Regions from separate parts of the Homo sapiens genome. Here region 1 is linked to region 2. A link is an interaction called in ENCODE POLR2A ChIA-PET data of the cell type or tissue named here. Cell type or tissue: PC-9. All regions are shown on one strand. Links, peaks and the distances in the headings refer to the core of each region. The heading gives the core; the rest is flanking DNA. Region 1 overlaps EPS15 (epidermal growth factor receptor pathway substrate 15). Region 2 overlaps OSBPL9 (oxysterol binding protein like 9).

What was found. ChIA-PET counts read pairs that join two places held together with the same protein. Peaks named below come from ENCODE experiments on the same cell type or tissue, not always from the same donor. Only the 100,000 strongest peaks of a DNase experiment are listed, where the experiment ranks them.
Region 1: POLR2A ChIA-PET joins it to region 2 with 10 read pairs; 2 of 35 experiments call an interaction of 5 or more read pairs at or near these places.

Annotation. Positions count from the first base shown.
Region 1 is chr1:51,494,537-51,499,927 of GRCh38, forward strand. All of the region lies in intron 1 of EPS15 (epidermal growth factor receptor pathway substrate 15), which reads right to left. Among named protein-coding and RNA genes, the nearest start is that of EPS15-AS1, 21 kb to the right of the region's middle. In PC-9, for the core only: no CTCF peak of the experiment used is centred there; no DNase peak of the experiment used is centred there.
Region 2 is chr1:51,645,653-51,651,043 of GRCh38, forward strand. The region is part of intron 1 of OSBPL9 (oxysterol binding protein like 9); the gene reads left to right. Among named protein-coding and RNA genes, the nearest start is that of OSBPL9, 31 kb to the left of the region's middle. RefSeq lists a silencer at 2,168-2,376. In PC-9, for the core only: no CTCF peak of the experiment used is centred there; DNase peaks (open chromatin) are centred at 2,899 and 4,009; H3K4me3 peaks cover 1,193 bases; H3K27ac peaks cover 4,146 bases.

The DNA of each region.
Region 1 (5,391 bases), core at 182-5,181, 150 kb before region 2:
AGCTGAGAAAGTCACTCAACAAGGTAGACCACTATTATAAATTCATGATCACTGTATCAGTTCACAAGGGCCATAACAAAGTACCATAAACTAGATGGCTCAGAACAGAAACTTACTGTCTCACAATCTGGAAGCCAGAAGGCATTAGGGAAGGATCTGTTCCAGGCCTCTCTCCTACTCTTGGTAGTTCTTTGGCTTGTGGCAGCCTACCTCCAATCTTCCCATGCCATTCTCCCTGTATGTCTGCGTTCAAATTTCCCTTTTTATAAGGATGCCAGTCATACTGGATCTGTGCCCCACTCTACTTCATATAACCTTAGCTAATTATATCTGCATCAATGTTATATCCAAGTAAGGTCACATTCTCCAGTACTGGCAAATTTTGAAGGGACACAATTCAACTCATAACAATCAGTAACCTCAATTCTTTCTGGCAAACCTACTTTTAAACTCATTCTCCACAGCAACTATGTCAGGGCAGAAATGTAACCTTAGTGGGACCTATTAGAAAGGGGTCCACTGGACTTGTAATTATAAAGTATGCAAGCCTGAAGCTTTATAATCATCTTAGTTCTACAACAGAATAATTTGCCTTAGAATGGAGCCAAGGTACAAAAAAAGAAAAACTAAGTAGTGACATCACTGTGACCCTGACACACCAGAAGCCAGGTCTACTAATGGACCTACCATTTATATAAACTAATGTTTTCTGCTTAAGACTGTTAGAATTGATGTTTCCTGTCACATGCAAACAAAAAGGTTCTGATATGAGAATGGATAAAACTGACAAAGTGAGTTTTATTTATTTTTATTTTTATTTTTTTTTTTGCTGGCAAGTATGTAGAGTAAGAGTTTTACAGTTCTTGACTGGTTTTGGGAACCATACAGAATACCAGTCAAGAAATATAAAAGAATAACCAAAGAATATAAATCAATAGAAATCTTTGGTGTTTTAATTCTTTTTATACTATAGACCTAACATTTTAAGAAATATGCCCATACAAATTTTTCAAAAAAATCAAGTGTAATTTAAAACAAACACCATTTCCTAAATAAATCAATTTCTTAAAGTGAACTAAGAAAACATATATTTTCAGCATATTTATTACTTGTTCCATTCCTTATTTCCAAACAGCAAAGAATTTGGCAAAAAAAAAACCTCTCCTTAATTATTTAAACAATAATGACAGTAATAACTTATAAAGTGGGAGAGATGGCAAGCCCTCAGGGTTTACTGCTGCCACCCAATTGGGTGGGATGATTAATAACCCAGAAATAACAGCTTTGATTAGTGAAAGGTGACATGGACTAGTCCAAGGTAAATAAACATGCCAATATTTATACAAACAAATGAAGAACAGCTTAGGCAAGGAGAAAAATATAAGCTCTGCACAAATGAGACCAAAAAATTTTTTCAATCAGTAATCAAATGTTGCTTTTTAAAATGGCAAGTTAAACTGTAAAGTATGAATTTAAATAGCACATTTTAAAATCATATACACAGTGTTTCACAGCTTCATAACAAATAACATACATTGAATCTCATTAAGCATTTCCTATACTCCAAGTACTAGTCTAGGCACTTACACATTAAGCCCATTTAACCTGAGGCACATACTATTATACCCATTTAACAAATGAGGAAAATAAGACATTAACTGAGTAACTGACTCAAAGTTACACACCTAGTTAAGTGTTGGTAACAGGATTAAAATCCAAGAAGTCTGATTCCAGGACTTTCACTCTTAATCATTAAGTTTGTTGCCTTTATAATCAATGTTACTATTATTTTCCCCATTATCGTACTAAGCTCTTTCATATGAATTGTAACATTTGAACTTGATAACACTCAGAGAAGTATACCATATTCCCCCAATTCTAAGAAACCTTTAGTTGTAAGTGCCACCTTCCATTTAACAAAAGCATTACCAAAATGAATAGATAATTTAAAAGCATACTTTTTATTCACCTACAATTGCATACATTTATTCATCATTTTCCCCTAGTATCATAAACAAACATTAAGTCAAAGCTTTCTTCACATTCAAAATCTGAAGATTCTTCTGAATTGCTTTCGGCAATTATGCCCAGAATCAGACAGACTTGCTGCTTCATATAATTTAGGCCTCACTTCTAACACTGATCTCTTCAGTATAAAGAAATATTTTAAAATACTGCAGTTTTCTGTTACATTTCCTTTTTTCTATTTTTTTAAACTGTTAATTTTTAAAATTCACTCCATTATAGTCAGAACTTGAGTAACAGTCACTGGATAACATATCAACTTCTCATTTAGCTTTTAAAATTCTACAATGTTCTCCAAGAGTTTAACAATTACTACTATCTAATGTCTACTATGTGACATATGACAGTGGACACTTCGATTCTGAGTTCTAGAATTTTTTTCAGTGCCCTGTACCCTGAATGGTGCTTGACACATAGAAGATAATAAATATTTTATAAGTGAACAAAAATGAAAGAATGAAATGAGTAACTGAATAACAAGAAATCTTCTGCATTCTGCATACAGAAAAAAGCTATTCAATGTTACATATAGAATATTTTTTAGAAGACACTTAGGAGTTCAAATTTAAGTTAAAATTCAACTTCATGTAGTTCTACAAATGCAACTCAACTGAAGTAATCATTTGATGAATATTTCTATGTACTACCAAGTACATACATACAGAGCAATGATGACTGCCATCACAACTAACTCCTCTAACCAGTCAGCTAGCAAATTTCTTTTGTCATTCTCATCCATTTTAAGAAGCAGAAAAATAAAACAGGGTTATACTAAAATTGAGGGGAAAATCCCCTTCTCAGATGAGATAAACTTACAAGGAAAAAGATAACTTGTCCAAAGTCACAAAAAAGTTAATCATGACAAATGCAAAGAAAAAGCTCAATATGACCTAATGCCCTCGAAATGATACATGGATATGGTGACTATGATGCACATTTTATTTATAAGCATACAACAAAGGGTGAGAAATACTCATTAATCAGCCAAGCAAGGCAGCTTGAATAGGCCCACACCCAATTCACGCATCTTAGAAGTATCATGACATATAAATATTCGTTAAATCACACATATCTTTGCAACAGTCCTCTGGCAGCAGCGAAAAATATCACTTAAATCAGCCACTTAAAATTTTAGTGTGAGGTACCGTGGCTCATGCCTGTAATTCCAGCACTTTGGGAGGTCAAGGCGGGCGGATCACGAGGTCAACAGATGGAGACCGTCCTGGCCAACATGGTGAAACACCATCTCTACTAAAAATACAAAAATTCGCTGGGCATGGTGGTGCGCGCCTGTAGTCCCAGCTACTTGGGAGGCTGAGACAGGAGAATCGCTTGAACGCAGGAGGCAGAGGTTGCAGTGAGGCGAGATTGTGCCACTGCACTCCAGCCTGGCGACAGAGCAAGACCCCGTCTCAAAAAAAAAAAAAAAACTAGTGTGTATTGTGAAGTATAAAGGTGATAGATTCAAATAATGACATACAGATTCATAATTAGGAAAAAAAACTTAAACCCCCCTTTTCCAACTAGTCGATAAGATAACAATGTCACTTCTCTATATTTGGATTTTATGCTTTTATCCTCAAAAAATTCTGCCTGACCATTGATAAATTCACTTATCCAACTCATAAAAGGTACAATGGAACAAAGAGACCTAAAGAAACACCCACATACCCATATATTTCAAATGGTTCATAAATTTTCATTGATGATATGATCTTAGGTACGGTGCTCAGTGGTATCAATGTTGTATAACCATCACCAGTTGGTCCCCAATTTACAATGGTTCAACTTAACAATTTTTTAACTTTACAACAGTACAAAAGCAGTAAGCATTCAGTAGAAACCATACTTCGAGTACCCATACAACCATTGTTTTTCACTTTCAGTATTCAATAAATTATATGAGATGTTCAAAATTTTATTATAAAACATGCTTTGTATTAGATGATTTTGCCCAATTGTAGGCTAATGTAAGTGTTCTAAGCACATTTAGGGTAGGCTAGACTAAGCTATGATGTTTGGTAAGTTAGGCATGTTGAATGCATTTCTGACATATGATATTTTCCACTTACTATGGGTTTATCAGGATGCAACCCTATTGTAAGTTGAGAAGCATCTGTATTTATTTCCAGATTTTTTTCATCTTTGTACTCATTATACAAAAGCTTCTCACTCCTCTCTCCCCCAGTCACCTGGTAAATACATTTCTATTTCTGTCTTTATGAATTTGCCTGTTTTGAATACCTTATTGCCACAGTTTGAATGTTTGTGTCCCCAAAATATTCATGTTGAAACTTAATCTCCAATGCAATAGTATTAAGAGGTGGGGCCATTAAGGGGTGATAAAGTCATAAGGGCTCCTCCCTTGTGAATGCAATTTAGGTACGTATCAAAGAGTCCTCCCAGCACTTGCCTTTTTTTGCCCTTCCTTCTCTTCTGCCATGTGAGGCACAGCATTCATCCCTTTTACGCCCTTCTACCATATGAGGATGCAGCAAGAAGCATTATCTTGGAAGGACAAAGCAGTCCACATCAGACACTGAATCTGCTAGCACCTTGATCCTAGACTTCCTGGCCTCCAGAACTGGAAGAAATAAATTTCTGTTCTTTCTAAATTGCCCAGTTTTTGGTATTTTGTTATAGCAGCAAAAACAGACTAAGACACATATAAAAACAAACATAATATTTGTCCCTTTGTGTTTGGCTTATTTCATTTCAAGTCTTCAAGGTTTCTTCATGTTGTAGCATGTATGATAATTTTAATCCTTTTCTTTTATGCATGCACCACATTTTTTTTTAATTCATTTAGCTCTTCACGGACACTTGGGTTATTTCTACCTTTTAATTCTTGTGAATAATGCTGCTATAAACATTACTGTACAAGTATGTGTTTGGATCCTTGCTTTCAATTCTTCTGAGTAGACAGCTGGGAGTGGAATTGCTGAACCATTTATTTTGAATTTTTTTCAGGAACTGCCATGCTGTTTTCCATCAGCTCATTTTACATTCCCATGAGCCATGCACAAGGGTTCCAGTATCTCCAAATTCCTTCTTTTTCTTTGATAAAAGCCACCCTAATGGGTATGAAATGGCTTCTCATTGTGATTATAATTTGCATTTCCCTAATGACTAATGATGTTGAAAATTTTCTTGTGAACTTACTGGCAATTTGCATATCTTCTTTAGAGAAATCTCTATTCAAGTCCTTTTCTCATTTTTGTTCTACTTTTTTATTATGGTAAAATACACATAACATAAAATTGTACATTTTCAAGTACAGAATTCAGTGGCACTAAGTATATTCACATTATTGTGCAACTATTTCCACTATCCATTTCCACAACTTTTTCATCATCCCAAACTGGA
Region 2 (5,391 bases), core at 171-5,170:
TAATATTTCTTTTATTGCTTGTGCTTTTGGTATCATGTAACCATTGCTGATTCCAAGGTCACAAAGATTTATACCTACGTTTTTACCTAAGAACTTAATAGTTTTACCCTTTAAATTTAGGTCTTGGATCCATTTTGAGTTAACTTTTTTTTATGGCATAGGGTAGGTATCCAGCTTCATTCTTTTACATATGGTTTAATCATCATTTGTTGGAAAGACTATTCCCTATTGGATAGTCTTGGCACTCTTGTAAAAAAAAATCACTTGATTATGTATGTATGGGTTTATTTCTATACTTGCAATTCTATTCCATTGATCCTATGCATATCCTAATGTCAGTACCACACTGTCTATTATTACTGTGGTTTTGTGTTGCATTTTGGAATTGAGAAGTGTGAGTCCTCCAATGTTGTTCTTTTTTTGAAGTTTGTTCTGGCTATTCTGGGTCCCTTGCAAAACCACTGAATTTTAGCATCAGCTTATCAATTTCTACAACAGAAAAGGGGAGTTAGGATTTTGATAGGTATTATATTGAATCTGTAAATCAATTTAGGGAGTACTGCCATCTTAACAACATTAAGTCTTTCAATCTAAGAGCATGAGGTATCTTTCTATTTATTTAGGTCTTCTTTAATTTCCTTGTGTTGTTTTGTAGTTTTCAGTGTACAAGTCTTATGCTTCTTTTATTAAATTTATTAATAAGTATTTTACCTTTTGATGCTATTATAAATGGAATTGTTTTCTTAGTTATATCTCCAAATTTTTTAAATCTGAAAGTATAGAAATACAATTAATTTTTGTTATTGAATTTCTGTTTGAAACTTTGGTGAGCTCATTTATTAGCTCTAATAGTTTGTTTTTGGTGTGGATTCCTTAGGATTTTCTTTGTTGTTGTTGTTTTTTGTTTTTGAGACGGAGTTTTGCTCCATTGCCCAGGCTGGAGTGCAGTGGCACAATCTCGGCTCACTACAACCTCCTGGGTTCAAGCGATTCTCTAGCCTCAGCCTCCTGAGTAGCTGGGACTACAGGCGCCCACCACTCCCAGCTAATTTTTGTATTTTTAGTAGACATGGGGTTTCACCATGTTGGCCAGGCTGGTCTTGAACTTCTGACCTCAAGTGATCCACCTGTTGCAGCCTCCCAAAGTGCTGGGATTACAGGTGTGATCCATTGCACCCAGCCCCCTAGGATTTTCTATATGGAAGGTTATGTCTTCTTCAAACAGAAATACTTTAAACTCTTCCTTTCTAATCTAGATGCCTTTATTTCCTTTTCTTGCCTGATTTCTCTGGCTAGTACCTCCAGTACAGTGTTGAGCAGGAGTAGCAAGATAAGACATTTTTGTCTTGTTCTTAGGTATAAAGCTTTTAATCTTTCATCATTACATATGCGGTTACCTTGGGCTTTTCATAGATGCCCCTTATTAACTCAAAGAAGTTCCCTTCTGTTTCTAGTTTGTTGAGTGGTTTTTATCATGAAATGGTGTTAGATTTTTTTAAAAGTACGTTTTCTGTGTCTTTTGAGATGATCATGTGATTTTTGTTCTTTATTTTATTAATATGGTATATTATATTGATTGTTTCTTATACGTTGACTCAACCTTGTATTCTTGGGATAAATCCCACTTGGTCATAGTATATAATCCTTTTTATATCTTGCTGGATTTTGTTCGCTAGTATTTTGTTGAGAATTTGTCCATCTATATTAGAAACAGATACTGTTTTTTACGTACGATTTTTTTTCTGGTTTTGGTATTAGAATAATACTAGCTTTATAGAAAAAATTGGAAAGTGTTCGCTCTTCTATATTTTGGAAGAGTTTGTGAAGGTATGTCGTTAATTCTTTAAACATTTTATAGAACTCACCATCTGGGCCTGCGCTTTTCTTTGTGAGAAGTTTTTTGATTACTAATTCAGTCTTTTTACTTATTTTACGTCTATTCAGATTTTCTATTTTTTCTTTAGTCAGTTTTGGCAGTTTATATCTTTCTTGGAATTTATTGGTTTCATCTAATTTGTTGTTCCTTGTATTTCCTTAGAATTTTTTTGTTTTTGTAAGATTGGTAATAATGTTTTTTTTCTTTCATTCCTGATTTTAGTACTTTGAATCCCCTTTTTTTTCCTTGGTCAGTCTAGCTAATGATTTATCAATTTTGTTGATTTTTTAAAGAACCAACTTTTGGCTAGGCACAGTGGCTCGCACCTGTAGTCCCAGCACTTTGGGAGGCTGAGGCAGGTGGATTGCTTGAGCTCAGGAGTAGCCCGAGAACCCCTTCTGAGTAGAACATATCAGTTCGATATTCCCACTTCATGGGGGTAATCCTGTTTTGTCATCCAGCTGAAAAGACAGTAGCATTCATTTCAGAGTGGTCCTTTTTTAAGGTACCGGGCCTTGTAGCTGGAGGCAGAGAGAGTGACAGTTACTGGGCTGTAGACCACATATCTATTTGTGCCAATTTGCTTGAAAAAGGACATTTGTTAGCAGGTTTCAGAACATTGGTAAGATAACACTCAGTAGGAAGATTGCTGGCGTTATGTCAGCTACCTTTCTTTCATTACCAGAAGCTACTAGGATTCATCAGAAATAACCTAATATTTGGTGAATGGCATTGGCTTAGACAGATTTGCTTCAGACCAGGAGGTAGCTGAAGATCACTGGCAGCTGGGACTTTCCTCCTTATCTCTGTGCTTCTCTTGCTGTGTAGGCTTGCTTTCTTCGCATAGAAGGCACAGGACCAGTGGCCTCTGTACCTCACAGCTTCAAGAGCAGATAGGAGGGAGCTCTTCCCTTTGCCCCGGTTGAAAAACTTCCTGGGAGATGACTCTGTCCTGCCCTGTGGGGTAGTGGGTCCTGTGATTGGTCAGCTTCCTTTATCAGAAAAGGCTGTGTCTGGTGAAAGCAGTCACACCAGCTTCCCTATAGCCCCGCATTAAAGCTGAGTGGAGAGAGGGAGGGAGAGGGCCCTGTGCTATTGTGAAAGAGGATAATTTGATGCTATTACAGCTCAGATAAGGTCTGGGAGAATGATTTGCCGGACAGGCATCTCCAACTGTGCAACTCAGCCACATTTTACATATGTAACACTGGGTAACTTACTTGATATCCCTAGTGTCATTTTCATTTTTAATATAGGAATAATTCTTACCATGCAAAGGCTTGTAAGGTTTACTGTATATAAAGTGCCTGTTACATAAGGGGCAGCAATGAGTGAGGATCTGCTGCTTCTGCTATTGTTATTATTAATGTTGCTATTATCCCTTTCTCCAAGTCCTCTTATTTAACGGTGTTATTTTTCTAAAACACACCTTTAAGAATGCTATTGCCCTCTTTGTAAACCTTTAGTAGCTCCCCATTAACTATTGAATAAAGTTAAATTTCCTTAACTACTCCATGTTTTTTTTCAGACCCTTCAGGATCTGGTCCCTGTAATCTTCTTTTCAGCCTCATTTTAAAAAATGTTTAATTTTAATTTTTTTGAAACAGTCACACTGTTTCCCAGGATGGAGTGCAGCAGTGCCATCTCTGCTCACTGCAACCTCCGCCTCCCAGGTTCAAGGGATTCTCCTACTTCAGCCTCCCAAGTAGCTGGGATTACAGGTGTGCACCACCATGCCCAGCTAATTTTTGTATTTTTAGTAGAGATAGGGTTTCACCACGTTAGCCAGGCTGGCCTTGAACTCCTGGCCTCACTCAAGTGATCTGCCCACCTCAGTCTCCCAAAGTGTTGGGATTACAAGCGTGAGCCACTGTTCCTGGCCTTCAGTCTTATCTGTAAGTTCCTGTCTGCACCCTGTGCTCTTGTCTGTACATCTACTCTCCTATGAATAGGAAAGTAAAGTTTTCTACATCTGTGCCTTCGCTGATGTTGTTTCCTTGTCTTGGAATGGCCTTTCCCCCACTACCTTCCCTTTCTTTTTATCAGATTTCTTTTTTCTTTCTTTCTTTTTTAAAGCCCCAGGTTGAAACTTGAAACCTGATCATTTCAGTTTTGCTTCCTTCCCTGATCTTTTTCCTTGACTGGGAGGAGCCTTCTGGAGTCCACAGCACTTATTTTTGCTCTATTACGATTGTTTACATGTTAGTCTTTTTTTTTTTTTTTTTTTTTTACATTTTGCAAGAATCTAAGCCAGTTGTTTTGTAGAATGTCACACATTCTGGATTTGCGTGATTATTTCCTGGTTGTATTTGTTTTAATTATTTTCAGTTATCTCTCTTAGTTTTTTCTTTTTTGTTGTTGTTGAAAAAAGGGTTTTGCTCTGTCACCCAGGCTAGAGTGCAGGGGTGTGGTCATGGCTCACTGCAGCCTTGACCTCCTTGGCTCAAGCAGTCCTCCCACCTCTCAGCCTCCTGAGAGCTGGGACTATAGGTGTGTACCACCACACCTAGCTAATATTTTGTATTTTTTGTAGAGATAGAGTTTCGCCATGTTGCCCAGGCCGACCTCAAACTCCTGGGCCCAAGTGACCCTCTTGCCTTGGACTCCCAAAGTGCTGGATTAGGAAATTAGGAAACGACTAGGATTATAATTGGCCCTCTTAATGTTGTTTAATTTGTAACCCTAATAGTTGTATTACCACTGGGACCTGTCTTGCCTTTTTTCTGTTTACTGTAATTTTATTTAAAAAATTGTGTTATAGTAGAAGAGGATCAAGGATGAATATATTCTTACCTTGTTTGGGTTAATTTTGCATTCTAACCTCATCAGGGATTTTCAAATCTAATTATTATTTTTGTGTATTTCCTTTACACTTGAAGGGAAGATAAGTATAGGGTACAGTAAAAGGGCGACTAAATGCTTAAGGAATGTTTTCATCAACTGTTTTCTTTCACTGTGTTATTAGTAAAGAACTCTTTTCAACTCTGCTTGGTATTGAGAAATTTTTTTCCTAAAATATATGATTCCTGATATTTATAGTTAGAACAAAAAGAATACTCTGTTTAGTATCTCGGTAATCACTTCTGAACATGAATTCTTACGGCTCAAGACTTTGGATGTAGGGCATCTATAGTTTCATGTGGGATAATCATCTTTAAAACATAATCATTCAATATTGGCTTGTTTTGCTGCTTTCTCACACAGGTGGAGTACAGGAAAATACCAGTTGTTCAAGTATTAAGTATTTGTTCAACTTCCATTATTTGAGATGTTACTTTGTTGTATTGCACATGACTAATTTACTCTTAGGAATATTTACTGAATGTAAACATAGCACTTTTGCATAACATAGGCTTTGCTTGGCTCAGTTTAGTAAGAGACACAGAAAGGCTAAGTTACATTTCATCAGTAAATGTTTTTTGAGCACCTGATGTGTACCAGACACTGTTCTGAGGCATAAGTCAGATACAATTCCTACCCCCTAAGGTATGTGTAGTCTTGTGGGTGAAGTAAAC